4 separate regions of the Mus musculus genome follow, and regions 1, 2 and 4 are each linked to region 3. The links are chromatin loops, found by intact Hi-C in ENCODE. Cell type or tissue: left cerebral cortex. All regions are shown on one strand. Region 1 holds the start of Tpp1 (tripeptidyl peptidase I). Region 2 overlaps Gm39063 (a long non-coding RNA gene). Region 3 holds the start of Mrpl17 (mitochondrial ribosomal protein L17). Region 4 holds the start of Cavin3 (caveolae associated 3).

Region 1 (8,000 bases), 57 kb after region 3:
TGGACCGGGAAATCTGGGCAGAAACACGGTGAGACCTGGCACCCATGAGTCCAAGACCTCAAGTCTGTATGTAGTCAAGCCTGTCTTGGGTTTCTCTCGCTCCTCAGGTCATACCTTGAATCCCCCCCGATGCAAAGCTTTGTCCTGAATCCTCCTTGCCCTTCCCAGGGTTCCCTCCTATTTCTAGGCCCTGCTCCCTGACTATGCTTTGTGTCTAGGCTGGTACTGATGGCCACAGACAGAGGAAGCCCAGCACTGGTGGGCTCAGCTACCCTGACAGTGATGGTCATCGATACCAATGACAATCGTCCCACCATCCCCCAGCCCTGGGAGCTCCGAGTATCAGAAGGTGAGGGTCGCATGAAACAAGAGGTACGAATGGCTCCTGGGGTGAGGATAGTTCTGCAATCACCCTTCCCTTGGGTTTTGCAGATGCACTGTTGGGCTCAGAGATCGCACAGGTGACTGGGAATGACGTGGACTCTGGACCAGTGCTATGGTATGTGCTGAGCCCATCGGGGCCTCAGGATCCCTTCAGTATTGGCCGGTATGGAGGACGTGTCTCCCTCACGGGCCCCCTGGACTTTGAGCAGTGTGACCACTACCACCTACAGCTGCTGGCACATGATGGGCCTCATGAGGGCCATGCCAACCTCACAGTGCTTGTGGAAGATGTCAATGACAATGTACCTACCTTCTCACAAAGCCTCTACCAGGTACCAGCTCTGTCTGGATGTCCCCATACCTGGATCTGGGGTTCTTCCTGTTGGAGCAATGGGAAAGAGGCAGAAGTGGACGGACTGGGCTGGATGTTAGGGTTAATGTTGGAATGGGTGGAGAGCGTCCCATTTTAGGCTGGCTTTCCAGGTCCTAGGAACTGCATCCAAGTTCTGCATCCAGTGTTGAGAAGGGAGAGGGTGGACAGTTCTTACGTCAGCGCTAAGGAGTATGGTTCTAAGCTGAACACCAGGCACAATTCATGGGGCCAACCTCCAGCTCCTAGGCTAAGGGAACAGTAGGGCATCTGGGAAGCTTGGCTGTAAACACTTTCTGTTACTCCTCAGGTAATGATGTTGGAGCACACCCCTCCGGGCAGCGCCATTCTCTCCGTCTCTGCCACCGACAGAGACTCGGGTGCCAATGGTCACATATCTTACCATCTGGCTTCCCCTGCTGAGGGCTTCCGTGTCGACCCTAACAATGGTATGTCTTCCCCATAATCTAATCCCTTTATTGTTGACTCTATTGGTTTATATTTGATGCCTAGTTCTAAAATTGGTTACTTCATCATATTATTTCTGGATCTCTGAGCCAGCAAGGGCATCCACTCCATCCTATCTTTAATAAATAGTCCCTCGTGACTGTTTACCTAAAAGCTGTTTCCTGAACTTTGAATACCTGAGGACACTGCGTGCTGTCCCAGCACATGAGCCGTTCTCACGAGTCTAACTCCCAAAGCCATTGCCTAGACCCTGGAGAATAGCTCTTGTTGACACAGTGACATTTACTGAATGCTTGTTTCTTCCCCTCCCCCTCTCATCTCAGGAACTCTGTTCACAACAGTAGGAGCAATGGCCTTGGGTCATGAGGGGCCAGGAGTGGTGGATGTGGTACTGGAAGCCCGAGACCATGGGGCTCCAGGCCGGACAGCACAGGCCACAGTGCATGTGCAGCTGAAGGACCAGAATGACCATGCCCCAAGCTTCACATTGCCACACTACCGTGTTGCTGTGTCTGAAGATTTGCCCCCTGGTTCCACCCTGCTCACCCTGGAGGCCACAGATGCTGATGGAAGCCGCACCCATGCTACTGTGGACTACAGCATCATCAGTGGCAATCGGGGCCGAGTTTTCCAGCTGGAACCCCGTCTGGCTGAGGTCGGGGACGGTGTTGGGCCAGGTCCCCAAGCACTGGGCTGCCTAGTGTTGCTTGAACCTCTAGACTTTGAAAGCCTGACACAGTACAATTTAACTGTGGCTGCAGCTGATCGGGGACAGCCACCCCGCAGTTCAGCCGTGCCAGTGACTGTCACTGTGCTGGATGTCAATGACAACCCACCCGTCTTTACTCGAGCATCCTACCGTGTGACAGTACCTGAGGACATGCCTGTTGGAGCTGAGCTATTGCATGTGGAGGCCTCTGATGCTGACCCTGGACCTCATGGTCTTGTGCATTTCACTCTTAGTTCAGGTGACCCTTTGGGTCTCTTTGAGCTGGATGAGAACTCGGGTGCCTTGAGGCTATCCCGCCCTCTGGACTGTGAAACCCAGGCTCAACACCAGCTTGTGGTGCAGGCAGCTGACCCTGCTGGAACACACTTTTCTTTGGTACCAGTGACAGTTGAGGTCCAGGATGTGAATGACCATGGTCCGGCCTTCCCATTGAGTCTGCTCAGTACTAGCCTTGCTGAGAATCAGCCTCCAGGCACTCTTGTGACCACACTACACGCGATTGATGGGGATGCTGGGACTTTTGGTAGACTCCGATATAGCCTGTTGGAGGCAGTGCCAGGGCCTGAGGGTCGTGAGGCATTTTCCCTGAACAGCTCAACAGGGGAATTGCGGGCACGGGTGCCTTTTGACTATGAGCACACAGGAAGCTTCCGTCTACTAGTGGGTGCTGCCGATGCTGGGAATCTCTCAGCCTCTGTCACTGTGTCAGTACTGATTACTGGAGAAGATGAATATGACCCTGTATTCTTGGCTCCATCTTTCCATTTCCAAGTGCCAGAAGGTGCCCAGCGAGGCCACAGCCTGGGTCACGTGCAGGCCACAGATGAGGATGGAGGTGCCGATGGTCTGGTGCTCTACTCGCTGGCTACCTCTTCCCCCTATTTTGGTATCAACCAGACAACAGGTGCTTTGTACTTGCGAGTGGACAGTCGCGCACCAGGAAGTGGAACAACCACCTCTGGGGGTGGGGGCCGGACCCGACGTGAAGCACCTCGGGAGTTAAGGCTGGAGGTAGTAGCAAGAGGGCCTCTGCCTGGATCCCGGAGTGCCACAGTACCTGTGACTGTGGATATTACCCACACTGCTCTAGGCCTGGCACCTGACCTCAACTTGCTATTGGTTGGGGCTGTGGCAGCCTCCTTGGGAGTTGTGGTGGTGCTTGCCCTGGCAGCTCTGGTCCTGGGCCTTGTTCGGGCGCGAAGCCGCAAGGCTGAGGCAGCCCCTGGCCCGATGTCACAGACAGCGCCGATAGCCAGTAGCTCTTTACAGAAACTGGGTCGGGAACCCCCCAGTCCACCACCCTCTGAACATCTGTATCATCAGACTCTTCCCAGCTACGGTGGCCCAGGAGCTGGAGGTCCCTACCCTCGTGGCGGCTCCCTGGACCCTTCACATTCAAGTGGCAGAGGCTCAGCAGAGGCTGCAGAGGATGACGAGATCCGCATGATCAACGAGTTTCCCCGAGTGGCCAGTGTAGCCTCCTCCCTGGCTGCTCGAGGCCCTGACTCTGGCATCCAGCAGGATGCGGATGGATTGAGTGACACGTCTTGTGAGCCTCCTGCCCCTGACACCTGGTACAAGGGCAGAAAGGCAGGGTTGCTGCTGCCAGGCGCAGGAGCCACTCTGTACCGAGAGGAGGGGCCTCCAGCCACTGCTACAGCCTTCCTGGGGGGCTGTGGCCTGAGCCCTGCACCCGCTGGGGACTATGGCTTCCCAGCAGACGGGAAGCCGTGTGTAGCTGGAGCACTGACGGCCATTGTGGCTGGTGAGGAAGAGCTCCGTGGCAGCTATAACTGGGACTACCTGTTGAGCTGGTGCCCTCAGTTCCAGCCTCTGGCCAGTGTCTTCACAGAGATTGCTCGGCTCAAGGATGAAGCTCGTCCGTGTCCTCCAGCTCCCCGTATTGACCCACCACCCCTCATCACTGCTGTGGCACACCCAGGAGCCAAGTCTGTTCCCCCAAAGCCTGCAAGCACAGCTGTAGCCCGGGCCATCTTCCCACCAGCCTCTCACCGCTCCCCTATCAGCCATGAAGGCTCCCTCTCCTCAGCTGCCATGTCCCCCAGCTTCTCACCCTCACTGTCTCCTTTGGCTGCTCGCTCTCCCGTTGTCTCACCATTCGGGGTAGCCCAGGGCCCCTCAGCTTCAGCACTCAGTACAGAGTCTGGCCTGGAGCCTCCGGATGACACAGAGCTGCGCATCTAGCTGTGGCCCTAACTGGGCCCCGACCTGGGACACGTCCAGTGTCCCCAAAGCAGGCCCCATTCTCAGCCTGCCCTGGGCAGCCTCGGACCATGACTGACTATGGGGAGGCCACCACCAGTCCCCTGCTCTCCACCTTAAACTCTTATAGCTGGGACAGGTCCCACATTTCTCTGCAGTTCCTTCAGCACTAGGACCACAGAGGGCCTGTTGGTCATGACCTGTGGCCAGATCCAGTGTGGAGAGAAATAAGAATGAGGCAACAGCCTTGGGTTCTCTTCAGCCAAGACTTCCTGCCCTGCACCAGCGCCCTGCGATGGAGCTGAGACTTTATTTATTGGGGGTTAGGGGGATGGGGAGGTCCCTCCAATCTGGGCCCAGCTCTTTTGGGTTCTTCTGACATCCCTGCCCCTGCCCAGAACAAGTGCCAATTCTCACTCTGGAGCCTTAATAAACTGCAGTTTGTATCCAGCCTCTGGCTCTGTTCTGTCAGGGTAACCAGAAGTCACTGGCGTAGCACTGTGGATACCTGGCACAGTAGCCAAGGAGGCCCAGAGGGAGGGCGGACAACAGGACATGTAGGAGTAGGGTTGGCACTGAGAGCTCAGAAGCCTAGCCTTGGGATCTCTGCTGCTTTCCCCTCTAACATGGTCAGGACTTGAACTGCAGTGGTTTCCTGCAGAGACTGACAGAGTAGGAAGCAGTCTAGGGTCCTAAGCCTGAGGGTCTGGAATAAGATATGGTGATTATTAAGAGTAGGTAAGTGAAGAAATCCCCAACCCCCCCCCCCCACACACACACACCTTGGAAACATGAAATGTCCACATTCATAAGAGCTCACATTAGTTGAGTCTGCCAGGTCAGTCTTGGCTCCATAGGCTTGCTTTATTGCAATGTCCACTTTTACTCCCAAGTATGAGGCACATTTCTTTTACGTAACAGTCACTGAATTTTAAGTGAAGAAACCTAGGCTCTGAGAGCTTGTTTTTCTAATATTGTACGGCCAGGAGCAGCCCATACCTATGGGGCTTCAGAGCCCACTCCTTTATGATTCCTTTAGAGACAGACAGACTTGGGCAGCAGGTGAAGAGGAGCCCTGGGCTTAGATGCTCAACACAGCATAGAATTCTAATAGCAGCCCCAGCATTCAGAACAGCTCATTTGGGAGGGAGGAGTCAGCAACGTCACTAGTTACTAGGCAGGGAGATGGGGGAGGTGCCAGACCATGCTCATGTGACTTATCACATGACTACAGATCAGCCTGAAAGCCAAAATGGGACTCCAAGCCCGGTGAGAAACTGAGGTGGGGAGGGTAGCTAAGGGGGATTACATTAGAGGGATTACATGTTGTAGAAGGAGTACAATGAGGGTTCGGCTCCTGATGAAACCCACCTGCTGTCCCTGCAGCCTCCTAGGGCTCCTTGCTCTCGTCATCGCCGGCAAATGCACTTACAACCCTGAGCCGGACCAGCGGTGGATGTGAGTTGATTTAGTACTACAGGTGCCTGTCTCTGCAGACGCTTGGTCCTAGCTTTCCTCATCCTCAACTGCTCCTAGTACCCACTCTGTAGCCTTATTCGACACCCCCTCGGCTTAATCTCTGGTCATTTATCTCCTATGATCCTTATCTGCATCTAGGATTCGACCCAAAGTCTCAGTTCTTAATCCCAAACTTTCCATGATCTGGATTTCTCGTTATGGCCTAATCAAATCATGTCCCTGACCCTGTAGGCTGCCTCCAGGCTGGGTGTCCCTGGGCCGCGTGGATCCCGAGGAAGAGCTGAGTCTCACTTTTGCGCTGAAACAGCGGAACCTGGAAAGACTCTCGGAGCTGGTGCAGGCTGTGTCGGATCCTAGCTCTCCTCAATATGGTGCCTATCAGTTGGGGCAGGAAGTGGGAGGCAGGACCAGGCAGGCACTGGCTGGTGCAGATCATGTAGGGCCATGTTTCTGGTATGACAGACAAATGACAATAACTGCCATATTCATACACACACACACACACACACACACACACACACACACACACCAAAATTTCCACCTGAGTTCTTCAGTCTTAAAACTAAGAACAAATCTAAGCCTAGTAGCATGAGGTAATAATCCTAGCTACTTGGACTAAAACAGGACGATTTTGAATCCAAGGCATGCCTGGGCAGTGTAGCAATATTGTCAACATTAAAACCAATTTTTTTTAGAGGCCTAGCTAGCTCATTGATAGGGTGGGTGCTTACGGAGCATATGAAAAACCCTAGGTTCAAGTGCCAGGAAGATGGTGGGTGTGGGGTAGCTAGCTGTGTTTAAGAACACATGATTCATAATCAGATCTAGATTGAAATGTTCACTTACCCTACCAGCTCTCAAATGGAGGACTAGCACTTAGTGTGTGTGCATGATCAAGTCATGGACCTTACCCCACTCTCATAGCCACTGCCACACCCTCCTCTGTTGCTAGTTCAAGTCCTAAATTGTCTTTGGATTAATCCACTCTGGCCATTCCTCTTGCTACCAACTCAGTTGTTTATTCTCTTTCTGGATTACTGCCCAGTACCCGGACTGGTTTGAAGCTTCCTCTCCTTCACCCCACTCCCCAGAACAGTCCCTTCTCTATTCTAGAGTATTCTCTATGGTGCTCAGGCTGGAGTGAATCCTTCCCCTGCTTAAAGTCCTGTATGGTGAGGCAAGGGTGTGTGTGTGTGTGTGTGTGTGTAGAATGGAGGCGAGAGGAGGGGGGGGCATCCTTAGAGCACCCAAGAAGCTCCTCATATGCAGGAAAGAATGACTCACCGTTATGTTGTTTAAAATCAACAAGGATGAAGAGCTGAGCTAAATTAGAAGGTTCTGTATAACTGGCTCCAAAAGTTTGGGGAAATCTTTTTGAAGATAAGCTTAAAATGGGATATTGAAAGTTTACTAACGTCCTTGAGTTTTTGTGACCATGGTAACACATGCTGTGCATTTTTCCTGGCCATGACGTTTCATGTCTCTCGAGCCTTTTCTTCCCTTTGACTCTCACTATGCCTAGCCCTACACAGTCCTCCTCGGGAAGTTTTGATGTCCTCTGATTGAGGTCCAGACAGACAACCCAGGAAAGCCTCAAATGAGGACGAGAGCCTCTTCTGAATCCCTGCAGGAAAGTACCTAACCCTGGAGGATGTAGCTGAGCTGGTTCAACCATCACCCCTGACCCTCCTCACTGTCCAAAAGTGGCTCTCAGCAGCTGGAGCCCGGAACTGCGATTCAGTGACCACCCAGGACTTTCTGACTTGCTGGCTGAGTGTCCGGTGAGAAGTAATGATTTCCCCATAGAATCCATTGTCCCTACAAGGAGACAAAATACCCCAATTGGGGGAGTTTAAAGCGTGCTGGGAGCCTGTGGGTATAGGTAATGCATACGGAAATGATGGCAGGCTGCTAAGTGGGGCTCAGGCCAACTCTTCTACTCCTTCCCATGGTTTCTGTTTTCTTACTTCCAGACAGGCTGAGCTGCTGCTCCCAGGAGCTGAGTTTCATCGCTATGTAGGGGGACCTACAAAGACCCATGTTATAAGGTCCCCACATCCCTACCAGCTTCCCCAGGCCTTGGCCCCTCATGTGGATTTTGGTAAACCCAATGGAGTTGGTGGAAGTTGTGGGAGGGAGGTCTACAGGCTGAAGAATTTTAGATGCCAAAAGAGGCATAGAATCTTTCCAGTAGAGAAGTGGGTGGTAGTGTCTGTAAGACCTCCTTAAGCCTGACCCCTTTCCACAGTGGGGGGGCTGCACCGTTTCCCCCCTTCATCTCCAAGACAACGTCCAGAACCACAACAGGTAGGAACTGTTAGCCTGCACTTGGGAGTGACTCCGTCT
Region 2 (8,000 bases), 260 kb after region 3:
TGTTTTTGAGACAGGATCTCACTATGTCTTGCCCCAGGATCCACAGTTCGGGAGCCAGCCAATCTTCTAACAAAGCTTTAATTCAGAATTCTCAGGATAGAAGGGACTTTTGGCTTTGTTTATTTATTTATTTTTATTTTTTCAAGACAGGGTTTCTCTGTATAGCCCTGGCTGTCCTGGAACTAACTTTGTAGACCAGGCTGGCCTCGAACTCAGAAATCCACCAGCCTCTGCCTCCTAAGTGCTGGGATTAAAGGCGTGCCACCACTGCCCGGCTCATTTCCTCCTTTTTAATAGAGAAAGAGTTGGGTATACTCCTGTAACCCCAGCACCTGGGAGGTAGAAATAAGAGAATCAGACATTCAAGGCCACCCTTAGCTACAAAGTGAATTTGAGAAGTTTGAGTCTACCCTGGACTGCTATGAAGCCATACCTCAAAAAATTAAAAAGAGGAATTATATCCACAGTGGCAAAAAGCTTAATTTATCAAATTCTGTAAATGTGCTAAATACTAATTCAGGTGCTTTGTAATGACTAGTTTTCAATTCTCACACAATCCCACAAATAGCAATAATACTGCTATTCTTGAGCTGGTTGAGTGGCACATGCCTATAATCATAACATGTGAGAAGTAGTGCTGCATTTGCATATAAGCTATACACATCTAGATACTTTAAATCCTGTTTATTCCTAATAATAGCAGTAGTTGTTACATTGTATTGTTAACAAGGAAAAAGTCTGTACATGTTTCTTATAGGCACTCCCCACCCTGCATATTTCTGATCTGTGACTATTTGAATCTTCAAATTAAAAAAAACTAGATTTATTCATTTTATATATTTATGTATTTTATCTTCCTATATGAATGTGCACCATATATGTGTACTATGAGAATGCCTGTCACCTGGAGAGGTCAGAAGAAAATGACAGATCTCCTGAAACTGGAGTTGCCAATGGTTGTTAGGCATTGTGTGGGTGCCTGGAATCAAACTAGGGTCCTCTGCAAAAACAACAAATGCTCTAAATGGCTAGGCCATCTCTCTAGCCCCAAATCTTCAGATTTAAATCTTATACCAACACACTTAGTAACTTTATATTCACCTATAAAGAATATAAAGCATATCTTAGGCTGAAGGTGTTTCCGTGATGCTGAAAGAGCTTTGCAGAGCTTCTGTTGGCTGGATGAAAGCGACACTTTCAAGAAGTGAGGACCACTCTAAAGTACATTTCCTGGGGCTCTAAGGTGGAGGTGGTGTGTCTACACAGGGGAGACTGACAGTAAATGGAACCACAAATACCTGCTCCGAGAAGGTTGGTGGTCCTGAGGAGGTCATCAAACCCACTGCCACCAATGTGAGATAACACGTTTTATCACACCTTTGTTTTCTTTCTTACTTTTCATCTTTTTTTTTTTTTTGTTGTTGTTTTTTGGTTTTTCGAGACAGGGTTTCTCTGTGTAGCCCTGGCTATCCTGGAACTCACTCTGTAGACCAGGCTGGCCTTGAACTCAGAAATCTGCCTGCCTCTGCCTCCCAAGTGCTGGAATTAAAGGCGTGTGCCACCACGCCCGGCTTATTTATCTTTTTTATTCTGTCTGTTTCCTCCCCCACCCCCATGCCCTGAACAGAGTCTCACTATGTAGCTCTGGCTGTCCTGGAACTCACTTTGTAGAACACCCTGGCCTCTAATTGGCAGAGATCCACCTGCTTCTGCCTCCCAGATGGTGGGTTTAAAGGCATGTGCCACCACCAGAAGGTCTTGTGTCTGTTTTGGAGGCCACCTAAGCAGTGGTATTTCTTTAGGTCAGCCTTGGCCTGCACAGAGGAACCCTTATGATCTCCTGGGACATTCTGGTTCTTCCTTCAACTTACATTTCTCATTGCTTTAATAAACCACATGTCCCCGGAGACTCTGTGGAATAGTAACTTGGTGGAGACCCTGTCTTCATACACATCTTCTTAATATCCACTTTGTGAAGGCCTAAAGTCACTTCTGTCAATTAAAGCATTTCTCTCTCACTTCGACCATCATTTTCAAAACTTTCTGCAGATGAATTGCTTTCACCTGTTTTCTCCTCAGACTATTGATAGGGCTGAGCAACAGCTAGCCAATTCACTCTTCCTTATAATTAACATTTCTCTTGCATTTTCCAAAAGACTGATTCATAGGCCAGATGCCGTGGCTCCCAGCACATGAGAAGCTGAGGCAGGAGAATTCTCTGGGTTCAAAGCCAGCATGAGCTAGATAGGAAGCACCAGGGTAGCCTGGATTGCAGAATGAGACCTTGTCTCAACAAAAGAACTAAAAACCTCCAATTCACTGAACCAGCCAATGCATTCTTTTCTACGACTTGATTAGCACTTAGCTGGTGATGGATGTTGTCTTTGTTGGCAGCTGGGGCTGAGTGACCCATCTCCTTCACCCCCCTGCCATTCCAGCACCTGCTTTCTCAGAGGGCTCCTAGCACTGACACCTGGAGGTTCTCAGGACAACAAATTAGAGCTGGACGAGCAGGGGAGTTACTATGGGCTGCATTCAGAATCAGCATCTGAAAAGAGAAGGAAGAAAAGAGGATGGGATGGAATAGTGTCTCTACAGAGCCAAGTTCTAAAGAGACAACCGTCAGAGCTGTTCCAAGCAAAACTAAGGATGCTGAATCTCCATTCTCCCCTAAACCAGTCGGTCATAGGATATGTGTTACCTTTGGAAAGGGCGTAGCCTCAGACAAGGTGATTCTTAGCGGTAGAGGGTCCTGAGGGTCAAGGTCCTTAGAGTAGCAGCACTCTGATGGGCAGAGAGGAATCTGGGCTGCACACAGTGCTTCCTAGTGTCTGTCTTGGGAGAGAGTTCCATTATAAATAAAATCTATATCATTATGAACAAGGCTGGTAATGAGACTGGTTGAGAACTATCTTATTCTTTAACATGTTAGGACCTAGGAAACCTTTTTGTGAAGTCTCCTAGGCTACTGAACAGTGGGCATCACTTGGGGGAAGTGTTGTTGTATAAAGACTTAAGGCTTAGAAGGCTGGAGAGATGGTTCAGTGGTTAAGAGCTTGGGTTGCTTTTCCAGAGGACCAGGTTCTATTCCCAGCACCCACCTGGCTCCTCACTTCCATAACTTCAGTCAATTCAATGGAATTCTCTATTTTTTCTGAACTCCTCATGCATGTATGTGCTATACATACATACATACATACATACATACTGGGGAAACATCAATACACATAAAATAAAAGTAAATAAAACTTAAAAAGGAAAAGACCTAAGGCATATATAGTTCCAGACAACACAGGAATTAATTGTCAAGTTCTGGGAGCTGGGAGTGGTTGGTCAGTATGGGTCTCCTGGTTGGGGCTGAAGACTTTCTAGTTAAACTTGGGTAATTTGTCTTTGTCTTATTATTTTTTTTTAGTAGGGTCTCAGGTTTCATGTTGCTCAGGCTGGCTTCATAGCTCTGTATCTTGGATGAACCTGGACTTAGGATTCTCTTGCCTGCAGCTCCCCGGGGCTGGGATTGCAGGAGTATGCCACCAGGCCTGGGTGTTGTGCAGTGTTGGATTTCAAACCTGGGTTTTTGCTCATGATAGGCGAGTATTCTACCATTGGAGCTAATCCCTAACTTGGGATAATTTGTTTGAGTGCCCCTTTATAGCATCTGGGTTCTCTGTGTCAGGAGACCAACGTAAATTCTGCAGAGGGCCAATCAGCTCTTCAACTGCCTATGAAACTACAAATTAAATCCAGATTGCCAAAACCAGCAGCCTAGAGTTTGGGTGGGGAAAGGTTTCCCTCCTGTGGAAATTTTAGGGAATACTAGTGCACTAAACGTGTGTTAGAAGCAGGCAATTCCAACGCCCTGAATGTGGACTCCCCTCTGTCGTGCTAAAGGGGAACTTTAGATTCAGGCCTCCTGGGTTTAAATCCTGGTTCTGCCACTGACTGAACAGGACTGCACGCACGGTCCTGAACAAACCATACTTCAACCTTTTGAGTTCTGGGAGTATAGGTGTGTGTGTGTGTGTGTGTGTGACCATGGTAAACAAGGCATGATTTAATTGATATTAAATGTCACCTGTCATCTGTAGAGGGCAGGGAGAAGAGAGGGAAAATATTATATGAAATTTGCATTTTAATGTCCAAAATAAAGTTTTATTAGAACACTGCCATTTGTTCATTATGCATTATCTGTATCAGCTTTCCCATCTACATGTAAGAGTATGCAGTAGTATGCTCACCTGAAGGATTTGTGCTCTTAGTCTTAATAGAAAATAATTGCTATGTTTTGTTTAATTTTTTTTTGAGACATGGTCTCACTATGTAGTCTTGGCTAGCTTGGACTCCATCTGTAGCCCAGGCTAGCTTCAAACTCATAGAACTCCTCATGCTTCTGCCTCCCAAGTGCTGGGACTAAGTTGCATGCCACCACACCCAGCTAAGCTCTGTGCTAGATTTGAATTGGAAATTAGTCACACTATCTTGGAGAAAATTGGAATTACTATGATGGTGGAAATAGATAGAAACAAAGGTATAAGGATTAGCTTGGTGCTTTGTACATGCAGTGTATATCTGCGTTGCCAAACAAGTTTGTAATTCAGATGTCTGCCCTTACCCTGGGGGAGAGGTAAGGGGAGAGACCTCAGCCATCTGAGAGTAAGGAAAAGTGGGTCTGAAAAGAGAGGGTCAAACCAGAGTGATTGTCTTGTCATAGCTGGACTCAAGTTGACTGGGCAGCTTGTGCCTCCTCTATCAGCCAGCATGACGAGGTGGAGAAGCCAACACCAGCTGGTTCCTGTCACACTCATGTGGACACACTGTGTCACCAGTATTCACAGATGATCTTTTAGTCACTGCTGGAGGAGGCTCTCCATTCAGCGCTGTCTCTCACCGAGTGTTCGGCGTGAGATCCTCCCCTGTGTCTTGAGACATTGCTATCTGCAGCCATGCCGTCCCATGTGGACTCCTCACTTCTAGTGACTCAGAGAGGTGTAATGGGAGCTTGATGTAGAAAAGAATTACTCAACCCTGGGGACTGAACGAAGGGAATTGCAGTTGATAAACCCAGAGAATTGTACATTGTTCCCTATGTCTAGATCTGAAGAGGCTGAGCCCTGGAAGTACTTTTCAGCCAGCTATGAGCACACATGACAGCTCCCACCCTAACTGCAGTAACTCTCTGACCTCATCCATGCATCCAGTCTAGCTGGACCTGCTGGCAAAGGCCTGTAATTCCAGCTACTCAGGAAGCTGAAACAGGGGAATTACAAACTCAAGTTGAAGGGCAACCTGAACACCTCATACCCTGTCTCATAATAAAAAAGCAAAAGCAGGGATAGGGATAGGGATAGGGATAGGGATAGGGATAGGGATAGGGATAGGGATAGGGATAGGGATAGGGATAGGGATAGGGATAGGGATGTCGTTGACCCATGTAGTTGCCCAGCATGAGAAAGACCCTAGGTCTAATGTCAGTACCACAAACAACACCCACTCAGACCTTCAATTGAGAGCACTGGATGCTCCTCTAGAGGACCAGGGTTTAATTCCCAGCACCCATGTGGCAGCTCATAACTCTCTGTAACTCCAGTTATAGGGGATTCATGTCACCAGCTATGCGTGTAGTGCATTTACATACACATTTGGGAAAAATACCCACACACGTAAAATAAGATAAATAAATCTTAAAAAAAAAAAAAAAAAAGCCAGGTGTGGTGGTGGCACCTTTAATCTCAGTACTTAGGAGGCAGAGGCAGGTGATTTCAGACTCTGAGGCCAGTTTGGTCTACAGAATGAATTCCAGGGCACCCAAGACTAAACAGAGAAACCCTTTCTTTTTCTTTTTCTTTTTCTTTCTTTTTAAAGATTTATTTATTTATTTTATGTATGTGAGTACACTGTAGCTGTACAGATGATTGTGAGCCTTCATGTGGTTGTTGGGAACTGAATTTTTAGGATCTCTGCTCACTCCGATCAACTCCCCTCTCTCAGGTACACTCTAGCTGTCTTCAGACACGCCAGAATAGGGTGTCAGATCTCATTACGGGTGGTTGTGGCCACCATGTGGTTGCTGGGATTTGAACTCAGGACCTTTGGAAGAGCAGTCAATGCTCTTACCCACTGAGCCATCTCACCAGCCCGAAACCCTATCTTGAAAAAAAAAAAATAAATAAACAAAGAACAAAGGGTAAGAAGCCTGTAAGGGCCAGATAATTTAATAAAATGTCACAAGTCCTCCCAATAGGCCCAGTTTTCAGAAATTACCTTTCAGAGACATTCTGATTTAAGTCCCATATCTAATCGGTGGAGGAATCAAGGCCTAGGGTTCTTCTGATTGTACAAGCCTCTATTTTAATCTCAGTAGTGATGTCTTACTACCTCTGCCTATACCTCTCTCCATATGACTCTATTCTATCCTCTTTCCACACATCCATTTATGAAACTCTTGTCAGAGACAGACCTAAATGATCCCAAGATTTATTGCAGTTTAGGAAATAGTTCCAGATCTCAAGATGCCTTGTGACATTGCCAGACAGCATGTCTCAGAGGTTAGGCATGACTGTGTAAGACTCCAGGGAGCCTTAGCTTATAGGGGACCCCTAAGTGAACCATGTGAAGCCAGGATCAATGCAAAAAGCAAGAGGAATTTATTGTTCCAGTGCACTGGGGTCGTTCGTCCCAGACCCGAAGGAGAGGCAGTGACCCCCAGTGCCTGTTCAGCGAGTTTTTATATGGTTTCCAGGGGCAGAATAGAGCATCAGCAATTAGGCACAATATGATTGGCGGAACAGTGCATCCTTTAAACTGATTGGCCTTTAGGGAATGAGGTGACAAGGACTTCCCTCATCTGAAGATGGGCAAGGTCCGACCTGCAGAACTCGTTCCCTCCTGCAGGTCAGTTTCCGCCCTGTGGTGTGAGAAATGTTATTTAGCCTCTCCCTTCTGGGGGGGCACTTGTTTCATGACCTTCCCAAAGTTCCTGAGCTGACCTTTTCAACTGTAAAGGTGGGAAATATGTCCCACTGTCACACCTGCAAACAAGGCTCCATTTTTTTTTTTTTTAATTTACATTTGTATGTACAGGGTGACCATGGCACTGACCAAAAGCTGGTTCCCTCAGAGATGGTGCTTGTGGAAACTCTAGCTTGTCACACGGATGCTGGGATCTGAACTCCTGTCCTGGTCCTCCTGCTTGAATATCAAATAGTCTTAGCCAACAAAACCACCTTTCCAGCCTTTACAAACAGGTAACTTGAAAGCAGGGACAGAGAAAACATCTTCTGATCTGCCTGGATAAGAAGTTAGAGATGTTGAAAAATGGCTGAGGGAGGAGAGGGAGGGGGTTGGAGGGGAGGTTAGAGGAAGTGGGAATGTGGGGGAGTGGGGGAGTCTGGAAAGATGGTTCTGCAGTTAAGAGCACTCTTTTAGAGGACCCAGTTTTGTTCCCCAGCACCCACATATGGTTCCCTAGCAGGAGAAGTCACAAATATTTACAGATAAGCACTGGAGAAACCAGGAATGTTAATCACACAGGCTTGCCTCCCTAGGGGAGGAAAAGAATACCTGTTTCCCACCTAGAAGGCTGGGAGTGGATGTTGTTAATGACCTGGTGACCTTTGCTATCTGTTAGGCCACTCCTCACCCAAATCCCAAAGAATGTTTATCCCAGACTCCCCTCTCCCTCCTTAGACCTTTATCTTTAGCTCCCGCTTAGGGGAGATGTCATATGTACTTTATAGCTTGCTGACTTCTACATGATCTCAATCAGAGACCACACCAGGTCCTAGGCCTTTAGGCTAAAGAAGTCATCTTCATGGTCATGTGTACTGTGCAGAAGAGTTTTGAAGTAGTCATGCCTTGAGCTTTATTGTGTACATGGACTTGGAATAATTTCCACCAGGAAACTTTTCCCAAAATTTTACTGACTTTACATTTATTTAAAACAGACTGGCCTGATCTCAGACTCCAGAAGTTTGATCCAATTGGGCAGGTTGGGCTGAACA
Region 3 (8,000 bases):
GCTAGAGCAGACACTTGAGAAAACACATGATGTTCGGAAAGGGTATAAATATAACCTAACAGATGGTGAATGACACTGTGTGGCATAGGTTTACCTTGCCACTCTGCTGGTCTTGGTTGGGCTTTCCTGATGTTGATCTTCACTGACTATGCTATGGCATTGGTTCACCTTGTCTTCTTCACTGATCATCTTTTGTCATGACTTTGTAGAGAGAAATGGACCAAAGACCTTCTGGTGGTGTTCCAGAGGCTTCTTGCGGCTTCTGAAGACTCTGGCCAATTGGCAGAGCCTATTTCTTCTTCACTGAACTGCCACTGCTGATGTGTGAATGGTGTTTGTGAGTGGATCAAGCTACTGTCGCTGATTCGTGTGAACTGAACTGCTAATATCCTGACAATGAAGATGGGAATCACCCAAAAAAGAACTATTTCTAAACAGATCCACATTGCTCTTTGCCTTATTAACCTTTCCTTTCCACTGGTGGGTGGTGGAAGGGAGGTTAAAGTGTTTAAGAACCCCTATTAAAGTAGGTTTTGAAAAATATAAGCCTATAGGTATAAATAGTCTCTTTTACATTTTTAACTAAAATACAATAGTTATACTAAAATTAATATGCAAATTATATATGTTTCATTCAGTGATTTTTCGACAAGACAAACATGCTCCTTCCTGGACCATCCAGGTCAAGTTATAGAACATTACCAATACACCCACGTTCCTATCCCATGCTCTCTTCTAAACACTTGTCCTTTTTTCACTTACCAAGGGGAATTTAACACCACAGATCAGATCTTGTTTTAAACAGGCAGTTTAATAATACAGTATTGTCCTTTGCACTTACTGCCTTTACTGAATATTATGTTTATGGTATTTAATCATGTTACTACATAAGATCTGCACTAGTTCATTTGCACTACTACTTTTATTGATTATTTTATTTATTTACATTTCTTTTTTAAGATTTATTTATTTATTTTATGTAAGTACACTGTAGCTGTCTTTAGACACCCCAGAAGAGGGCATCAGATCCCATTACCGATGGTTGTGAACCACCATGTCTTTGCTGGGATTTGAACTCAGGACCTTCAAAAGAGCAGTCAGTGCTCTTAACTGCCAAGCCATCTCTCCAGCCCCAATTATTTACATTTCAAATGTTGTTCCCCCTTTCTGGTCTCCCCTATCCAAACCCCCCATCCCATCCCCTCTCCCCTTTGCCTCTAAGAAGGTACTCACCCCTCTAGCATCCCCCTTCGCTGGGGTAACAAGCCTCCACAGAACCAAGCAACTTCCCTCCCATTGACGCCAGATAAGACAATCCTCTCCTACATATGTATATGGACTCACCCATGTATACTCTCTGATTGGTGGTTTAGTCCCTGGGAGCTCTGCTGGGTCCAGTTACTTGAAATTGTTGTTTTTCCTATTGGGTTGCAATCCAAGAGGAACACTCCTCCAATGCTAGTGGGATCGCAAGCTGATACAGGCACTCTGGAAATCAATCTGGTTGTTCCTCAGAATATTGGAAATATTTCTACCTGAAGACCCAGCTACACCACTATTGGGCACATACCCAAAAGATGCTCCAACACATAACAAGGACACATACTCCACTATCTTTATAGTAGCCTTACTTATAGTAGCCAGAAGCTGGAAACAACCCAGATGTCCCTCAACAGAGGAATGGATACAGAAAATGTGGTGCATTTATACAATGGAATACTACCCAGCTATTTAAAATGATGACTTCATGAATTTTTCAGGCAAATGGATGGAACTAGAAAATATCATCCTGAGTTAGGTAACCTAGACCCAAAAGAACATACATAGAAATGTGGGAACAAAACCACCCCACCTAGGGATCTATACCATCTACAGACACCAAACCCAAACACTATTGCTGATGCCAAGAACTGCTTGAAAAGAAAAGAAAAAAAAAAAAAAAAAAACAGAGTGCAGCGGGCTTGATGGCAGAGGCAAGAGGAAAGAGGAAAGAAGGCCAAATGCATGAATCAGTTCCTCTCTGACCTTGAAGGACTTTATAATTTCAGCAACAGGCAGTTCACCTCGCTAAGAATACAAGGAAATGAAGCAGGGAGGGGACAGAACACCAAGAAGAATGTAAGCCAAGTTGGAAACTGCTCATCACTATTTCCAGAGTGAAACACCATCTGAAGGGTTAGGTTGATTCCATCAAACTCTGGGTCCCTCTTTAGCGCTGAGCCACCTCAACTTCTTCATATTGTATATGATCATAAACTTATTTTTCTAAAATGAAACTATTTTAAAAATTACTCCTTTTCCATTTGAAATGTGTTATTTGTTCTGTCCTAGTAACTCCAACTGTGATGAATTCATTTTAAATAAGCCCTAATATGATCATCATTTTGTTAAATACTAGAGCTAGACTATATTTTCACCCAATTCCTCCCAGAAAACTGTTTTCAAAGAGCCATAAGGATGCTGAGCAATGGAAGGGAACACACACACACACAAACACACAGAACTTTTTTTTTAAGAAAAAGTATTCATCCACCCAGAGACCTAGGGAAGAACCAAACTGTAGTGCCGAAAATAAATAAAAAAAATTCAATGAGATGGTTCCTAGTGATATTCTGCTAGATTCATAGATTGGTGCCTAACTCAGTCGTCATCAGAGAGGCTGCCTCTTGCAGCTGATGGGAGATGTAGAGGCCCACTGACAAACATTAAGAGGAGAAAGAACCTGGGTTGGAGGCCTACATAAGGTCCCGCCCCTTGGAGCTCGGGAAACCCAGCAGAAGACAAGGAAGAATAATTGTGGGAGCCAGAGGGGTCGAACACAGGTGAGGACAGCCTGTAGAATCAACTGAGCAGGGCTTATGGAAGCTCAAAGAAGGGGCAATCATGGAGCCCTCAAGGTTCTGCCCTAGGTTGTCTGCAAATGTGTTATAGTTTGTTGGCTTGGTTTTTTGGGAGGACTCCTAATAGTGGGAGATGGGATGTCTCTGACTTTTTTGCCTGCTCTTGGGACTCTTTTCCTCCTAGTGAGTTTCCTTGTCCACACTTGATGTTAGGGTTTGTGCCTGGTTTTTGTTTTTTTGTTGGTTGTTGTTGTTGTTTGTTTGTTTTTTGCCCCACCCCCTTGTGCCTGGTTTTATTGTGCTTTGGTTGATGTCCCTAGGAGGTCTGCTCTTTTCTAGGGGGAGAAAGGGGAGAAAGGAGAGTGGGGGCTGGGAGGAGTGATGGGAGAGGAGGCTGCAGTCTGGGTATATTGTATGAGAAAAGAATAATTTTTTTTTTTTAAATGTCAGGTATTTGTCCATTACTTTAGCTTTTAGTGCTAACTTAGGTTTTTATTTATGTCAATAAAAGAACATAATACCTGCAGCTTTCCTGGACATAATTTATCTCACTATCACTAATAAAGACTGGGTTTAAACTGGCATCGTCACAAAACCAGCCAGGACTGCAACTCCTCAGGCAAGAGCGCCACATTCCACCACAGGCCCACCCCTCTGACGCAGTTCTCCTCAGGTACTCACTTTCCCGGCATGCTCCGCCCGGAAGGCGCCTCCTCCAAGAACGCCCCAGCCAGCCGACGCAGTGCAAGAGAAACCCGGCAGGGGGCGCCGAGATCCCAGTTCGCCACAGAGCACCGCAGACCTTGAGGCCCGCCCAGCTCGTCGCTCCAGAAACGTCAACACGTCGGGCCGCCCTCCCTCAGACTGCCAGCTAGGCAGGCTCTGATGCGCACGCGCAAACGCGGTAGCCACGCGCCGAGTTACTGCGCATGCGTCCTCTGAGACGTGCCTCCGCCCCTCTGCTCCCCCTCTCCCCGCGCGCGCACACACAGCTCGGAGTTTCCCTTTCCGGGCCCCCGAGAGGAGGGGCTGAGGTGAGAGCATGAGGTTGTCGCTGGCTGCCGCTATCTCCCACGGCCGCGTCTACCGCCGCCTGGGCCTGGGTCCGGAGTCCCGCATCCATCTGCTGCGGAACTTGCTCACGGGCCTAGTTCGCCACGAACGCATCGAGGCGACATGGGCACGCGCGGACGAGATGAGGGGCTACGCGGAGAAGGTGAGAGCCAAGCTATTCACCGCCGGGTCCAGCCTCAGACCGCCGCTCTGGCCGTGTGTGGGGAGTAGGGCCACGCTGGGAGAACTTTCCACGGTAGCGAATTCCCGTGTGGCACTCAGCTGAACGCGTCACTCCTGCGCAGCAAATGGAAGGCTGGTTGGGGCTCCGAAGGAAGGAGCGCCCAGAATTAGCTTAGCTGGTGGGATGGTTGGATGAAGGTAAGACAGAAGAGTAAGGTGGGCGCCTCGGTTCTTGACTCGTCTTGCATCCATGTGTTTTGTCCTCACAGCTCATCGATTATGGAAAGCTGGGCGACACCAACGAACGAGCCATGCGTATGGCTGACTTCTGGCTCACAGTGAGTGCTCCCTACCTGCTAGTGAGGAAGGAATCCTTAGAGAACCGGGTACCTGGCAGATTGAAGGCAGGGCATTCTTTTATGTACCAGACTTGCGAACTACCTTAGACACGTATTTCTCTTATTTGACTTGGGTAAAATGAGCATCCGCATAACTTCCTGTAAGTGTTTCTGTGTAACTTGGTACCTGAATGGGTGGTGGGAAAGCCTGTGAAGATGGTTTTGAACCCTACCTCTGGGAATAATCTATAGTTAAATGCCTCTACAGTTGTGACTATTTTTTCTGATTAACTCTCCCCATCTAGGAGAAGGACTTGATCCCAAAGCTGTTTAAAGTGCTAGCGCCTCGGTTCCAAGGTCAGAATGGGAACTACACAAGAATGCTACAGATCCCGAATCGGAAGGAGCAAGATCGGGCCAAGATGGCGGTGATAGAATATAAAGGGAACTACCTCCCTCCCCTGCCTCTGCCTCACAGAGACAGCAACCTTACTCTCCTAAACCAGCTGCTCCTGGGACTGCAGCAGGACCTGCACCATAACCAGGACGCAAGCCTCCACAGCTCCTGTACAGTTCAAACACCAAAGACTTAACTGGAGCTGGAGAGTGGTGCATAGGTGTGGTGCCCGTGTTCGTGGGTCTTGGAGCTCGTGTAGTGTGTGAGGCCTGGAAGTAGCATTGTAAAGCCCCCTCATAATGAGACCCAGACCTCCCTGCTGACTCACACGATCCTCTTTGCACAGAAGATAAAAGTCTTAATATGAATATAAGATATTGACTTTCTTGTCCTTCCCTAGGATTTATGGAAAGTAAGAGGCATCCAGATGCTCAGCCTCCTAAGACAGTAAATTCACAACTTAGGTTCTAAATTCTAGGTCTAGTTTTGCTTGTTTGTTGGAGGGGAGGGGATCTTGCTGTGTAATCCAGACTATATCCACCATGCAGCAGTCCTCCTGTCCCTGTGTTCCCAAGTGTTCACCACCACACAGTGCCAGTTTGCTTTGGTTTTGTTTTTTCTGAGACAGTTTCTTTGACTGTCTTAGAACTCTGTTTGTAGACCAGGTTGGCCTTGAACTAAGCGATCCACCTGCCTCTGCCTCCTCAGTACTAGGATTAAAGGTATGGGGCACTACCTCCTGGCTCAGTTTGCTTATCTCAACACTAATTTAGATGGGCCCTGTACCTCTTGATTCCAAACCATCTTCCTATGGTGACTGGCTGACGTCCAGCATAGAGACCCACCGTTGGAATTCCTTTTTTGCTTTTATAAGTTATACATGAGAATCTTTATGAATCCTATGAGACTAGGTTTCACCTTGGCATCTTCATACATATCTACCAATGTCTTTTGACCATGCTTACCACCACATGCATGCACCCTATTGTCCTGCCTATTTCAACTAGTCCCCCTTCCACTTGATGTCTTTTTATGTGTGTGATTATGTCCTGGCGAGTTTCATTAGTCCTGCTTACAGGAGCATGTGTGTGTCTTACCAATGGCTGTACCACTGTCTGTCCATCCACAAAGGAGGGTGCAGCCGCCTGAGCTTCTAACCCCCTTCTTAACAGGATTTTGACAGGCTACTATGAGAGCAAGCATTCAGTCCCAAGAGATTGCTTCCTGATAACTAGCTGTGTGAGCCTCTGTACAGGAATCTTCAAATAACATGGTACCCCTAAAACTGAGAATTGTTTCTAGGCAAGGTCACATTTGTTTCACTCAATGTCTGAATGGGTTTTGAATGTGGACTCAAATAGATGTATCACCACCCTGATCATAGATAGGGCTGTAGGCATCTGCCAGGATGTTGGCCTTCCGGATAAGTTCCTTCCTCTTAGAGGGTGTGAAGAGGAAGGTTGATAGAGAGTGATGCATTAGAAAGTTAAGCCTGCTGGGAATTTCCTGGAAGCTTTTGTTGCCAAAAGTGGACCTCTGTGGGAACCCAGAAAGAGGAAATCCTGTTTCAGAATGGCCAGGGTATGTGAGAAGCATGGAGCTTATTTATATCCACTAAATATGGGATATGACCCATCCTGGCTGCTGTTCTGTATGTTCAGAGACTTGACCAGGGAGTCATGGAAAGAAGTTCTCCTGAACAATTAGTGCAGCACCTGAAGGTAGAAGGTCACTGTGGAAGCAGAAAGACATTAGCTTCAGTGACACTATTCTAAGACTCTTTGCCCTACAGCTGCTTACACTAAATCACCTGGTCCCGGCAGAGCTGTCACTCTTCCTTCTGCATAGAACTTGACATGTTTTTTGTAAATCTTTATCCCTTTTCCTATCTTTTGAGCATTTACAAGTTAGATGCCTGAGTCATGACTTGTTCTAGGAAAAGCCCTTCCCTTAAAACCAAATCTTGGAAGACTTTGCAACAGGTAAAATATGAAAGGGCTCTCAGATTTTTTTTTGAACACCCACCATTTGGAGCTTTAATATTTCCCTAAATGTTTTATACTTCTTTATTGAGTAGGGAGGGTACATGCATCTCAGAATGCAGATAGAGGCCAGAGGACAGCTTTCCCAAGTTCTTCCAACCTGTGGTTCCTAGGTATGGAAGACAGGTCATCAGACTTAGTAGCAAGTGCCTTCTGAGCTGTATCTCTACCCCTTCTATTAGAAGCATCCGAATCTCCAGCATCACCTTACATACTAGAGATTGCATACTTCAAGCATATTTGCAGTAAATCTGACCCTGGCTAAAAGTGAAGCATCAGCAGTCAAGGAGCTCACAGTTGTACAGGGCACTACATATCTAATAATCTGGCCCCCCAAAGTTGACAAATCCTAAGACATCTACTGAAGGCTTTGTTAATCTGCCTGTATTTGTAAATAACTGCCTTTGAGTAGACATTGCCTAAATACCAAGCCAAGCCCTTCTCATCGCTTCGAAAGAGTGGTTCTCCACATCGAGTTCCAGATTTTGATCTACACAAACATGGATCCTCTGTGTAGTCTTGGCTGTCCTGGAACTCACTCTGTAGGCTAGGCTGGCCTTGAACTTAGAGATCTTCCTGCCTCTGCCTCCCTTGTGCTGAGATTGAAGGTACATATTGCCATACTCATGGTAAGGATTGGGGGGGAGGGTTTCAATTCTTTACAATAAGGTTGACAAACTAATGTCCCTCACCCACCCAAAAAACCTAACACACTTACTTAAAAGTTTAGCACTATGAACCCAATACCTACCTATCATTTTTAAACCGAGTAACTGTATCCCTGTATCTTAAGTGGAGTCATGTCCTGCTTTATCTCCATTAGCAAATATGCAATTGTTCCTAGTGGGATGTCCCAGGCACAAAGTTGTCATGATAGGAATGTGGTCATCTTAATTGCCTGATAGATTTCCAGTTTTTTATGGGACAAAGTCCAGATTTCTTACACTGCCTACTAATCAAGCATCTGCTTGATGCTCCACTACGTGGTGCCTCTCAAGCTCATGCTGTAGAAGCATAGAACACACCTTATTTGGGTGGTTTTTCTGGCACAGGTCCCTTTACACTTTGTTCACACAGTCCCTGTCATCCAGAGGCTCCACTTTGACCTACATAACTTGTACACAAACTTTCACGTGGCTCTTCTGAT
Region 4 (8,000 bases), 330 kb after region 3:
TGTGCCATTCTTAGTTCCAGATTTACAGGTGTATAACCAAGCTCATTTAAACCTGACTGTGGTTTTAAGAGCGCCAGCCACGAACTGGTGATAGGCATCACATTTTGAACATCTAGAGCTAGAACGGACCAGACAGTGATGTATGGTTGGGTAGAATTGGTCACTAAAGCTTTTCTCAACCTTATTTATGTATGTAGTCTTTTGGACGACCCAAGACAATTGTGTGTCTAAGCTGGAGAGATAGCTCAGCCAATAAGAGTACTTGAGGCTCTTACATAGGACAGGAATCCTATTTTTAGCACCCACATTGGATACCTCAGAGTGGCCAATAACCACAGTTTGAGGGCATCTGACACCTTCTGATATCCATAGGTCTTTGCACATGCATGTGCACACATTCATGCACACACACATATACATAAATAAATAAAAACATCTAAAAGATTTCCAAGTTGTTGGGCTGGGGTATGGCTTAGTGGCAGAATACTTGTCTAGCGTGTTTGAGGGTTTGGGTTTGATCCTTAACGCTGTGCCTTTTCAGCCAACTAATGGGGCAGTCAATGAACACCTATAACTTCAACACTCAGGTGTCTGAGACAGGAAGATTTTGAGTTTGAGGCCTGGGTTACACAATGAGTCCCTATCTCAAAAACACAGAAACAGGGTCAAAGATGTAGCTCCGTTGAAGATGTTGACCAGTGTGCATAGGAGCCTGAGTTCGATTTCCAGCACCAGCATAAAGTAGGTTTGGTGGCACACAACTGTTATCTCAGCCGTTGGGTGGCAGAAGCAAGAACAGACATTCAAGACCATCCTTGGCTGAACAGTGAGTTCAGGGCCTCCCTGAATGACATGAAACCCCGCTCAAACTCTTTGTGTTCTTTTGTCAGGCTCAGATGGCTCTGCTAATATCGGGTCCAAGATGAGCAAATCAAACTCTAACATAAAAACAAAGTTTTCACAACCAGAACTCAGGAATCAACCTTTATGTAGTGATTTTCCACTCTAACACTCACTATGTAGTTCATCATGGTCTCCAATTGGTGATTTTCCTACCTCAATATGTATCACCATATCTAGCTACTGCAGCATTTCAAATCCTCACACTCACCAATTTCGGAGACGGGATTGAAGGCATTACGCAGGAACCACAGCCAATCTCCATTAAAACGGACAAACCAGTACTTATTCTAACTCATGGCTGAGCTATCCTCCAGGAATCCAAAGAAGAACAACGCAGTCCAGTAGGAAGAAATAGCAATAAACGAAGCCAGAGGCTAAACCTGGAAAATATCAGAGGATGCCCCGCCCAGCCCGCCTAGACACAAAGCCCTGCCTTGGGCCTAGGCAGTCTTGGGTCTGAGGCAGAACATTCCAAACTTTACAGGCCTCCGCCCAGCGTTGGGGCTCAGCAGCTTTGACGGCTTAGGCTATGCCTTTAACACCCCTGCCTTCCACCCCCACCCCCTTCTCTGATCACTAGATAGATAAATGAAATTTTCAGTGGTTTGCCTTTTGCTGTGAAGAACACAGGCCTGAAAGAAGCCCACCAGGAAAATGGGGGAAAAGGAGCACAAACTCAGAAAAGAGGTGCCTCTGGGCAGGACTGTCTTACTCGCAGATCCCGGGGCGGAGCCTTCGAAAGAGCCCCCTTTGGACATTCCGCCCCCTTGCTCGGCCTCCTCCTTTTCCCACCGCGGAAGATGCCAACTCCCGCCCGGCTGAGTCACGGCCTGAACTAGGGGAGGAGGCGGGGAAAGGCAGCCCCAGCCCAGATCGCAGCCATCGGTCTCAGGGAGAGCAGGCCCGGTGGTCAGAGATCATGGGGGAGAGCGCACTGGAGCCCGGACCTGTGCCTGAGACGCCCGCAGGGGGTCCGGTGCACGCAGTCACCGTGGTGACCTTGCTGGAGAAATTGGCCACCATGCTGGAGGCTCTGCGGGAGCGGCAAGGCGGCCTGGCTGAGAGGCAGGGCGGCCTGGCGGGCTCCGTGCGTCGCATACAGAGTGGCCTGGGTGCGCTGAGTCGCAGCCACGACACCACCAGCAACACACTGACGCAGCTGCTGGCCAAGGCGGAGCGCGTGGGCTCGCACGCCGACGCAGCCCAGGAGCGGGCCGTGCGTCGCGCTGCTCAGGTGCAGCGGTTGGAGGCCAACCACGGGCTGCTGGTGGCGCGCGGGAAGCTGCACGTCCTGCTCTTCAAGGTCAGTGACCTCAGGCATCCCTCTCCCGCCCCCAACCCTCGCCTCTAGGTTACCACCGAGGGAAGGACTCCTGCCACCCACCCGTCCGCATCTCCACATTCCTGACCCAGCGTGCTGCCCTCACTTGTGGAAGACTCTCAGAGCCGCACCCACTTTCTCACAACAGCGACCTTATCCCTTTCTCACTCCCAGCCTGGCCAACCCACGCCCTCCCTAACTCAGGCCAGTCTGCGGATTTGGTCAGTCGCACCCACATGGAACTAACTGTTAGGTGTTACTCTGCCTCCTCCAAGCGCCTATACAGCTGTTACACTCTACACGGTTTCATCCACTTTGCAAACTTGCAAGGTCCACTTTCCCCCTCTTTGCTCATCTCTCTGCTCCTCCATCCTCCCCATCCCCCATCTTCCCATTCCTCTATTTTGGCCCCAATTCCTAGTGCAGATGCAAAGGGTGGAGTAGCTTCCCTTGGCGGGCGGGCAAGAGAGTTTCAGGCTGGTCCTGGCTAAGTGCCAGGGTCAAATCAGAGAATCAAAAGCTGTGTCATCACATTTAGGAGGAGACTGAAATTCCAGCCCGCGCCTTCCAGAAAGTCCCAGAGCTCTTGGGTCCGGAGGACCAGTTGGTGCTGGGCCCAGATCAGCCAGAGGATGAAGTTGGAGAGAGTTCTGAAGAGGAGCCAGTGGAGTCCAGGGCTCAGCGGCTGCGCCGCACTGGTTTACAGAAAGTTCAAAGCCTGAAAAGGGCTCTTTCCAGTCGTAAAGCAGCACAGCCCACACCAGTCAAGCCGCCACGCGTAGGGCCTGTCCGGAGCTCTGAAGGCCCATCAGAAGGCCAGCCTGCAGCTCAGCCTGAAATGGAGTCCGAGCTCGAGACTGCCCTGGAGCCAGAACCTCCTCAACCTACCAAGGAAGATCCTGAGAAACCCGTGCTTCAAATAGAGAGCGCAGCCTGATCCCTGGGGCTGCCTGTCCCATTCGGTGCTTAAGCCTTGTCCCAAAATAAGTACTTATAGAGTGCAGCACTTACATCCAAATAAGGAGAGAATCCTGCATCCACTGCCCAGCTCCAAAGCTTCCTTCCTGGCTTTCCAGTCTGAACCCTGTGTCCTCTGACAGAGGAGCTTTCAGCCTAATTTAGGTTCACCACCAATAAAAGCAATTTTCTCTAACCCAGACTCAATGAGAAAGGGCGAGCGACAATGCGCATGGCTTGGGGAAGGAATGGGCTGAATGACAAACGTTCTCACTTTTCACCGAATCCTGGGTCCTCCATTGGCACGGAGAAATATTGGCCACTTACTGCTTAAATACATTCCTCTTGGGGACACATAAGTACAACTTTGGGGCCCGGCCTGGGGCGGGGCAGTATGCAGTTCTTTGAAGAAAACGCCCTAGTTAATGTCAGCTAATGCACTCTTCCTACTTCTGGTGTCTGACACTCACAGACAGCTCACACCATTGGGTTGGGGTGCATTTAGAAAGCAATCCAAAAACAGCCCTTGGTCTACTTTCCTTCTGCCAACAAAACAAAACAAAGCACACAAAGCACTCATTGTTTTCAAAACCAAATGAGTAATCTGATAGGTTGAGAGAATCCAGGCCTCCTAGAATCGAGCATCTCTCACAATGAGTGTGACGAACTGACTGTGTCTTCATGTCAATGCATAAAATAAAAAAAAAATAGGACCTCCATGTTTTTTAGATCTTGTTAGGGTTTGAATCTGAAAGGTTCCCTGAAGGCTCATTGTTGGGAGCTTGCTAGCTTTCTGTGTGTGTGTATGTGTGTGTGTGTGTGTTAGAATGGCTTGTGATCTAATCAATGGAGTATGCCCTTGATTTATCCATAGTATGTCAGTCTTATTGGGAGACAGAGAAAAGAAGGAGGTTAGACTTAGTTGGAGAAAGCAGACAGATGGATGCTATGCCTGCTGCCACAATCTGCCTCATTTCAGGCCAAAAGCCGGCACCCATTTTAAAAATTTAAAAACCAATCTTCTCAGTAGTTAGTATAGCATGCAGAATTAATTTCCCACTTGATGCATAATAGAGAAACTGCAGTGTTAATTCCCCGTTGAGGGGACATGTCATGTCAGTCTCATGGACTTTCAAATATTCTGGAATGTTTGATGTTCACCACCATTTATGTGGGCACTCCCATATCCAGCACAAGCGCAGTCATCATAAATACCAGTGGGCACGGTGTGTGTGTGTGTGTGTGTGTGTGTGTGTGTGTGATGGATTAGCTACTACCTTCTTAGGAAAGGGGTCTGCGTGTAAGCCCAGCTGCTTGAAGTCGGCCAAGCTTCTCACTCCTTGGCCAGGTAGGGCAGAAGCACAGCTGGTTGCTCATGATGTCTTACTACGGGTGTACAGATAGCAGCTGGCCCACACATCTGGTGGAGCTGCTATGGGTGCTGTGACTAGATCTGAGGAATGGCTGAGACACCAGTGGGTACTTCTGGGCCAGATGGCACACACAGAAGACGTGCATGTGATTGGGAGACAACCTGCTCTCTTATGTCACTTAAGGGACAGAAGTTGCCCAGTGACTCTGGAAGTTTGTTTTTTATCATATTAAACAAACAAACAGAAGCATTGTATCTCTGCATATGTGTGGAGGTTATAGGACAACTTTTCCTGGTTGCTCTCTTTTCCCGCTGTGGGAACTGAACTCGGATCACCAGGTTTATGCACACACACATTCCTACCCCTGGGGCCATCCTTGGCCCTTTATTTTCTAATTTAAAACATTCTTTTTAGGTTTATTTTCTGTGTTCTGCCTGCATGTATGTATGTGCACCACATGTATGCCTAATGCCCACAGAAGCCAGAAGAGAGCACTGGGACTTCTGGAACTGAGTGACAGATAGTTGTGAGCTAGGAACTGAACCCAGGTCCTCTGCAAGAGCAATGGATGTCCTTAACTGCTGAACCATCTCTCCAGCTCCTATATTCTTTTATAGCTTTTGAATAAGCTCCATTCAAAACCAACAGTCATCTATTGAGTGCCTACTATGTGGCAGGCCCTGCTGAGTATGATTCAGAATTAAAGTTAAGCTTTCTGGTTGGATAAACGATTCTGTCGCTCCCTCACACAAGGAAGCAATGATCATGGACTTGACTCCCCGTTCACATTCTTATCTGTAGCCCTTTTAGGCAGTCTTTCACGGGACCAGGGTTAGACTGCCTGCCATATCCTGCCAGTCTCCCGATTCACCCCCTTATTGTCTCTTATCACCTTCACAATAGAGCTAAAGCTTCCCACTGTCCCTGAAGACCTCTTGTGAGTTGGTTCCTTCTGTCTCTTGCTGGGTGTCCTCACGCAAGACGGTCTCTGGTTAAAAACTCCGAGCACTGAAATGATGTCACAAGTGGGAGATCACACCTCACCTCATGTGACAGGTCACTATGGGAATGCTGTTGCACCAAATGTTTTATACAGAAATTCCCTTCAAGCTATGCTTATGAACTGCATGAAAACACAAGCATGTGGGCTCAGGGTCCAGCCCCAAGAGCTCTCATTGTACTGAAACTATGTTGTCGTGTTGAGCTACGTGATCTAAATCTCATCTCCTAGAAAACTCAGCAAGGCACACCTGTTTCAGGGTCCAGAGCACTACTTGCTCAGTCCTCAATGCTCTATGACCTGGTCGTGGTTGTGGTTGCTACCTCACCCCACTCTGCCAGACTGACAACTGCACTGGAGGAAGTTCCACTCATTGTTTTTGTGCTGCTGGTGCTCCTTCTGACCACATGGTGTCACTATTGGGGTACCAGTGTCCTAGCTGCTGCTTCATCCAACATTCCACAACTCTGTCAGCTTGGTTTGACTTTCCAGAAAGGGAACAGTTGATTCACTTGACTTTGTTGGTCTGGGGCACAGGGGGAAATTGGAGGCTCCTCCTGCAGGCTCCCAAACCTTAGCATTCACACCACACCACACCACACCACACCACACCACACCACACCACACCACACCAGGTTGCTGCCTTTACTTTCAGAAATCTGCCACTCACAGGGACAGGAAAAATAAAGCCTCGACTTTTCAAATCCCTAGGAATCCACCTGACTTCTCTCTTTTAACTCAAAACAAAAGGAAGGCCTTAGAAGAATATTTTGTACCCAAAAGGTCTAGGTTCTTAATTTCCAGAAATTTCTAGAAACCCAAAGACTTGGCGAACTTCCAAGAAGGTAGAATGTTAGTTTTCATTTTTTCCTAATTGGTCTACAGTAGCAAATAATTGAATCAAATGAAAACAAAATTAGCTCTGTTTCTTAATAGGCCACTTGGTTACATTATGTTCTCAATTGTCACAGTTACAGTAATTGCTAATGAGGTTATAGATGCAAAGGCAGAGAGGCACAGGCCGAGCACCAGCTGCCCCACAGTGCAGCACAGACAGACACAGCTGCTGTAAGCAGGTGGACACACACCGATGGACCACTAAATTTCAGAGGTTGGCTCTCAGATCTTTAGGCCAGAAATGGAGATGTATTTGCTGATGCAGCATGATTCAGCTGAAATAGCGAAGTTCAAGAAAGATTGGTGAACTCTACTGCTAGATTCATTAATGTCCTTAAGCAATCTAACTGCCGAGTAAGCCAGAGAGAACATTTTTCATCTTGCCACAGAGCCTACGAGAGACGTCAGACAGATCATAGAGCATATAAAGATAATAAGTAAGGTGACCGAGCCTGTTTTCTGATGGGATATTTCTTCTACAGCAATAAAGAATACATGCGCTCATGGTGAGGAATTTCTCCCCTGAGTAAATACAGGAAATCCTTTGGGCTTTTCTTTCTTGTAAGTAGAGGACTCATAACCCCAGTCCTGAAGACCCCTCAAGGTCATTGTGTCCACTAGAGTGTCTTGCTCAGTCTTGTCTATTTTTATCTGGTCTGTGTTTGAGAAAGCCCGGAGTCCAGGAGCTCACTATCTTCCTCCCATCAACTCTCTTTTTAGACAACGTAACTGACAGCAGTGGTTAGTTTTCTGTCAACCTGACCCAGGTAGAATCTTCTGGAAAGAGAGAACCTTAATTGAGATTGACCTCCAGGCAGGTCAGTGGGGTCACTTTCTTGATTAATGATTGATGTGGGAGGACCTATCTTAGCGTGGGCAATGTCACCTCTGGGTAATTAGTCCTGGGTTGTTTAATATGGTGACCTGCAAGCTATAATTGAAGGTACTCTAGCCAGCTTGGGCCTGGCAAACATGGCTCTGGCAGACCTTGACCTTCTTTTGCATCACCTCTGCCTTGCTAAAAGCTGTTAGATTACATCCCTAAAGCTAGTCACCAAGGTATATGCCTTTATTTGGTCACTTCCTCCTCCTGAGACTGCCGAGCAAAGCCCAGCTGTCAAAGTATTGGAGTCCAGCAATCAAAAGCCCCTCTTTGGCTCACCTAATTGACATGCCCAATCAAGATACACCACTGAATCCTAGCCCATTCGAACGCAGACCTCCCCTTTTTCTCTTCTTAAAAACTACACCTGCAAGGTCGTTTGTTGCTGTTTTTCTGCCTGGGGTAGAAAGCAGCGACATTAACTTTTCTTCCTCGATTAATAGAGGGTTTCTCTGTGAAAACAGGTGTTTGGGTGTGGTTTCTACTTAATCAGTGTGTGTGTGTGTGTGTGTGTGTGTGTGTGTGTGTGTGTGTGTGGTGTGTGTGGTGTGTGTGGTGTGTGTGTGTGTGTGTGTGTGTGTGTGTGTGTGGTGTGTGTGTGTGTGTGTGTGGTGTGTGTGTGTGGTGTGTGTGTGTGTGTGTGTGTGTGTGGTGTGTGTGTGTGTG

What was found. Hi-C counts contacts between places; a loop is a spot of excess contacts. Peaks named below come from ENCODE experiments on the same cell type or tissue, not always from the same donor. Only the 100,000 strongest peaks of a DNase experiment are listed, where the experiment ranks them.
Region 1: a loop joins it to region 3, with 3 times the contacts of the local background. A loop is called at or near these places in 14 of 42 quality-filtered maps.
Region 2: it touches region 3 in a loop (2.5-fold over the local background); 14 of 42 quality-filtered maps call a loop at or near these places.
Region 4: a loop joins it to region 3, with 5 times the contacts of the local background. A loop is called at or near these places in 4 of 42 quality-filtered maps.

The regions. Positions count from the first base shown.
Region 1 is chr7:105,749,615-105,757,614 of GRCm38, reverse strand. Tpp1 (tripeptidyl peptidase I) reads left to right here and starts at 5,380. Exons shown (of 13, transcript NM_009906.6): 1 at 5,380-5,444; 2 at 5,562-5,633; 3 at 5,886-6,025; 4 at 7,285-7,435; 5 at 7,628-7,755; 6 at 7,903-8,000. The coding sequence starts at 5,428. Dchs1 (dachsous cadherin related 1) reads left to right here. Exons shown (of 21, transcript NM_001162943.1): 17 at 1-28; 18 at 219-349; 19 at 433-716; 20 at 1,065-1,203; 21 at 1,546-4,626. The coding sequence ends at 4,157. In left cerebral cortex, a CTCF peak has its summit at 4,787; DNase peaks (open chromatin) are centred at 4,743, 5,360, 5,942 and 6,847; H3K4me3 peaks cover 1,134 bases; H3K27ac peaks cover 1,670 bases.
Region 2 is chr7:105,545,046-105,553,045 of GRCm38, reverse strand. Gm39063 (a long non-coding RNA gene) reads left to right here. Exons shown (of 3, transcript XR_869857.2): 2 at 7,081-7,244; 3 at 7,944-8,000. Among named protein-coding and RNA genes, the nearest start is that of Smpd1, 5.3 kb to the left of the region's middle. In left cerebral cortex, a CTCF peak has its summit at 3,791; DNase peaks (open chromatin) are centred at 3,757 and 4,864.
Region 3 is chr7:105,806,864-105,814,863 of GRCm38, reverse strand. It overlaps Mrpl17 (mitochondrial ribosomal protein L17), which reads left to right and starts at 3,777. Exons shown (of 3, transcript NM_025301.2): 1 at 3,777-4,056; 2 at 4,346-4,414; 3 at 4,720-8,000. The coding sequence starts at 3,883. The coding sequence ends at 5,007. In left cerebral cortex, a CTCF peak has its summit at 3,599 (motif pointing right); DNase peaks (open chromatin) are centred at 2,811, 3,659 and 4,192; H3K4me3 peaks cover 1,424 bases; H3K27ac peaks cover 1,286 bases.
Region 4 is chr7:105,475,982-105,483,981 of GRCm38, reverse strand. Cavin3 (caveolae associated 3) reads left to right here and starts at 1,785. Exons shown (of 2, transcript NM_028444.1): 1 at 1,785-2,206; 2 at 2,763-3,366. The coding sequence starts at 1,823. The coding sequence ends at 3,161. It overlaps Gm36847 (a long non-coding RNA gene), which reads right to left and starts at 1,183. Exons shown (of 3, transcript XR_378395.4): 1 at 1,112-1,183. In left cerebral cortex, a CTCF peak has its summit at 5,951 (motif pointing right); DNase peaks (open chromatin) are centred at 2,404, 2,858, 3,686, 5,965 and 2 more places; H3K4me3 peaks cover 1,963 bases; H3K27ac peaks cover 3,322 bases.